Regions from separate parts of the Homo sapiens genome. Here region 2 is linked to region 1. Evidence: read pairs that join two places in POLR2A ChIA-PET (ENCODE). Cell type or tissue: OCI-LY7. All regions are shown on one strand.

What was found. Peaks named below come from ENCODE experiments on the same cell type or tissue, not always from the same donor. Only the 100,000 strongest peaks of a DNase experiment are listed, where the experiment ranks them.
Region 2: POLR2A ChIA-PET joins it to region 1 with 5 read pairs; 4 of 35 experiments call an interaction of 5 or more read pairs at or near these places.

Annotation. Positions count from the first base shown.
Region 1 is chr5:113,501,553-113,504,052 of GRCh38, reverse strand. No RefSeq gene overlaps it. Among named protein-coding and RNA genes, the nearest start is that of YTHDC2, 11 kb to the left of the region's middle. In OCI-LY7, no CTCF peak of the experiment used is centred here; no DNase peak of the experiment used is centred here.
Region 2 is chr5:112,926,979-112,929,478 of GRCh38, reverse strand. The region is part of intron 1 of LOC105379123 (a long non-coding RNA gene); the gene reads right to left. Among named protein-coding and RNA genes, the nearest start is that of REEP5, 6.0 kb to the right of the region's middle. In OCI-LY7, no CTCF peak of the experiment used is centred here; DNase peaks (open chromatin) are centred at 1,288, 2,118 and 2,368; H3K4me3 peaks cover 2,500 bases; H3K27ac peaks cover 2,500 bases.

The DNA.
Region 1 (2,500 bases):
CTGGAATCACAGAGGAGCTGCTTCCCAGACATACACAAAGAAGTGGATTCAAATAGCTCAAGATGAACTGTGATGAACATTAAGGTGCACCACCAAGTTCTCCCTTCAAGAATGGACTTTTTGGGGTAGGTAGAGCATGATGGCTGATTAGAAGCCTTTAGCAATTGTCACCTCCACAGAAACATCAAATTGAACAACTACCTACACAAAAAAAGTAACTTCATAAGAACCAAAAATCAGATGAGTAATTGCAGTAACTGATTTTAACATCATATTAAGGAAACATGCACTGTTAAGAGGAAAAGAAAGACAGTCTTGAATCCCTTACACCACCCCTCCCTCATTGCATGGCAGCAGCTATTTGGTGTGGAGAGAGAATCTGTGTATTTGGAGAAGGGAGAGTGCAGTGATAGTGGGACTTTCTTTCGGAACTCAGTGCTGCCTTGTCACGGGAATGCCTATTTTTTGTGGAAACATGGGGCAGAACTCAGCTAGCATACTTGGAGGGAGCATTTAGATCAACCCTAGCCAGGGGGAATCACCCCTTCCGGCAGTTGGAACCTGAGTTCCAGCTAGCCCCATCACTGCAGGCTAAAGCTCTGGGGCCCTAAATAAATTTGAAAGGCAACATAAGCCACAAGGATGGCAATTCCTGGGCAGATCTTGGTGCTGACCTGGGCTCACAGCCAGTGGACTTGGGTTATACATGACCTAGTGAGACAGTTGGGATGACCAAGGGAGTGCTTGCATCACCCCTCCCCAACCTTAGGAGGCACAGCTCACAGCTTCAAGAGAGACTCCTTCTTGGGGAGAGGAGAGGGAACAGTAAAGAAGACCTTGTCTTGCAACCTCAACACTAGCTCAGCCACAGTAGGGTAGAGCACCAGGCAGAGTTGTGAGGCCCCCTAGCTCCTGGATGACATTTCTAGATATACCCTGGGACAGAAGGGACCTGCTGCCTTGAAGGGAAGTTACCAGTCCTGGCAGGATTCAACACCGGCTGACTAAATCAGCAGTAGTGGCCAGGTTGTACTTGCCATGGGCCTTAGGTGAGACTCAGAACCATGCTGGCTTCAGGTGTGACCCAGCACCTTCCCAGCTGTGGTAGCTAAAGGAGAGACTCCTTTTGTCTGAGGAAAGGAATGGGAATAATAAGAGGACCTTGTCATATAGCTTGGGTACCAGCTCAGCCATAGTGGCATACAGCAAGCAGATACCCAGGGTCCCTGATTCCAAGTCTTGACTCTTGGACAGGATTTTTTGGATGTGCCCTGGGCCAGAGGGAAGCCACTTCCCTGAAGGGAGACACCTAGGCCTGGCAGCATTTATCACAAGCTAACTCAAGAGCCCTTGGGCCGTGAATGAAAACTTGTGGTAGCCAGGCAGTACTCCTTATGGGCCTGGGTGGTGGTGGCCATGGGGAGAGACTCCTCTGCTTGAGGAAAGGGGAGGGAAGAGTAGGAAGGACTTTGTCTTATGACCTGGGTGCCAGCTCAGCTACAGTAGAATAGAGCACCAGGTAGATTCCTAAGGTTCCTGGTTCCAGGCCCTGGTTCACAGATGGCATCTCTGGACCCACCTGGGGCTGAGTGGAACTTGCTGCACTGAAGGACACAAGCCTAGCTGTATTTGCCGCCTACTGACTGTAGAGCCCTTGGGCCTTGAGTGAACATGTGTGGTAGCCAGGCAATGGTCCCTGCGGGCCTTGGGTGAGACCCTGTGCTGTGGGTCTGACCCAGTGCAGTCCCAGTGGTTGTGGCCGCAGTGGTGCTTGTGTCACCTCTCCCTCAGCTCCAGACAGCTCAGCACAGAGACAGACTCTTATTTGTTTGGGGGAAATTAAAGGAAGAAAACAAGACTCTCTGCCTGGTAATCCAAGAATTCTCCTGGATCTTACCCAAGACCACCAAGGCAGTACCTCTGTGAGTCTGCTGTGAGTCTGCAAGAGTCACAGTGCTACTGAGCACTGGGGTGCATCCTAATGCAAATATGGCTGCAGTGACGAAAGACTTAGATAACAACACCAAAATCCCTTTGAATACTTGGAAAGCCTTCCCAAGAACAGGTATAAACCAGCCCAGACTCTGAAGACTACAATAAATGCCTAACTCTTCATTCTCAGATACTGATGAACATCCACAAGCATCATGCAGGAAAACATAACCTCACGAAATTAACTAAATAAGGCACCAAGGACCAGTCCCAGAGAGACAGGGATATGTGACCTTTCAAAAAGAGAATTCACAATAGCTGTTTTGAGGAAGCTCAGCAAAATACAAGGTAACACAGAGAAGGAATTCAGAATCCTATCCGATAAGTTAACAAAGAGATTAAGATAATTAAAAACAAGCAGACATTCTGGAGTTGAAAAAAGCAATTGACATACTGAAGACTATATCAGAGTCTCTTACTAGCAAAATTGATCAAGTAGAAGAAAAAATTAGTGAGCTTGAAGACAGAACTATTTGAAGATACACAGTCCAAGGAGACAAAATAAAAA
Region 2 (2,500 bases), 570 kb after region 1:
ATGTGGATTGTTCTCTATAGTTGGACCCATACCCCAGGGTGAGTGAACGCCGTATTATCCTGGTATGGAATCCAAACCCCAGGCTTTATCTGGAACTGGACTAACTGGTCTTGAGCATAGAGAAACAACCTATTAGTGACTTGTTTTCTCCTATTAGTCCACTGTGCAGATACTATTAGAGAAACGTCAAGGAGAAATAAAGGACACTTTTTTTTTTTTTTTTTTTTTGGTAAGATGGAGTCTTGCTCTGTCGCCCAGGCTGGAGTGCAGTGGCGCAATCTCGGCTCACTGCAAGCTCCGCCTCCTGGGTTCACACCATTCTCCTGCCTCAGCCTCCCGAGTATCTGGTACTACAGGTGCCCGCCCCGAGGCCCAGATAATTTTTTGGTATTTTTAGTAGAGACGGGGTTTCTACATGTTAGCCAGGATGGTCTCCATCTCCTGACCTCGTGATCTGCTTGCCTCGGCCTCCTGAAGTGCTGGGATTACAGGCGTGAGCCACCGCACCTGGCATAAAGGACATTTTTAAACCTGGTGAGAAATCTCTAGATTTGTGTGCAATAGCAATGACATATTAGTAATTTCACATAAAAATACTTTTGCTAAACTAAAGGATATTTCCATGTTGGTTTATTCTCAACTGTGAGCACTAATTTTTAAAAATCAACTTCCTGTTTGATAAGGGGAGAAATACATTAAAATGCTTTGTCCATATTTTCAGTAGAAAATGTTTAAGAATAGGACAAATGAGGTAAAGAAAATGTAATTCAAATATATTCAATGAAACATGGTGATTTTCACATTTTATTTCCTTCAATGCTCTTTCTTAAATTACATTCAGACTCTACATTTTCCTCCCATCGTCTGGCAAGTCCGTGTCTCAGGTTTTGTTTACTCTGTCTTTTTCCCTTTTTATTCTGATGACATGTCATCATAAGCCTCCTGCAGCAGAGGGAGGGTGTATGTGCCAACAGGGCTGTGTCTGCAGGGGCTGAGGGTCTCCTGCCTGTCTCATTGGTGCCATACCAGGGTACCCTACAAATGCAGGGGTGGGGGAAAGGAAGGAAGAGATTACCTGACAAATTATGCTGTACCTCTTCTTCCTAACATGAGTAAGAACAAATGTGTTTGATGACTTCAACTTGTTTTCTTACCCTGAAGAAACAGTTTGTGTAGAACAAAAGTGACCTGATCTGAGTTCTCCAGCAGAATTTTCTTCTCTAGCTCACAGAGGGTATAATAATAGTATTTGCCTCATCCCAAGTCAGTTCAACTTCCTCCTTAGAAACTGCCAAAGTTGGCCAGGTGCAGTAGCTCATGCCTGTAATCCCAGCACTTTGGCAGGCTGAGGCGGGCGGATCACAAGGTTAGGAGATCGAGACCATCCCGTCTAACACGGCAAAACCCCATCTCTACTAAAAATACAAAAAAAAAAAAAATTAGCCGGGTGTGGTGGCGGGTGCCTGTAGTCCCAGCTACTCAGTAGGCTGAGGCAGGAGAATGGCATGATCCCAGGTGGCAGAGCTTTCAGTGAGCCAAGATTGCGCCACTGCACTCCAGCCTGGGGGACAAAAAAAAAAAAAATTGCCAGTGTCAACCGGTTCCAGGCCAACCTTCTTCACAGCCTCCAAAACAGATCTCATCTATCTAGTTCCCAGATCTAACAGCATCTGGCACACAGGATATATTTAGTAAATATGAGTAAGTGAATAGTTTGAGACCTTAGGCAGGGTTCTGGGTTCTTATTTTCTGCATCTCTTTCCTCTGCTATGAAAGAATCTAAGGTTTACAGTGCTGATGGGATAAACTAGGATCCCATACTCCCCGAATCTGATTGTAATTTACTAAAGTCAAGAATAATGTAATATTTCTCTATCTCAATTTTAGAGGCTGGGCATGATGGCTCACTCCTGTAATCCCAGCACCTTGGCAGCCTGAGGTGGGAGGATTGCTTGAGCTCAGGAGTTCAAGATCAGCCTGAGCAACATGGTGAAATGCCATCTCTACAAAAAATACAAAAATTAGCCAGGCTTGGAGGCATGTGCGTGTAGTCCCAGCTACTTGGGAGGCTGAGGTGAGAGGATGGCTTGAGCCTAGGAGGCAAAGGTTGCAGTGAGCTGAGATTACACCACTGCACTCCCGTCTCGGTGACAGAGCCAGACCTTGTCTCAAAAAAAAAAAAAAAAAAAAAAAAAAAATTACACCTAGCTGTGTTTTTTTTCTTTCTTAAATTATTTAAACACTTATTTTGCATCAAGTACTCTTCTAAAAACATTACAAATAGTAACTCACCTAACCATGATGAGAACTCTGTGAAATAGGTACTATTTTTATCCTTGTTTTACAGATGAGAGACCAGAAGCACAGAGAGCTTATGCAACTTGCCCAAAGTCACATAGCTAAATGGTAGAGCTGGGATTTAGCTCATACAGACTGAATCCAGAGATAGAACTCCACACTATGCCTCACTATACTGCTTTGCCTCACCATTGGTTGAATG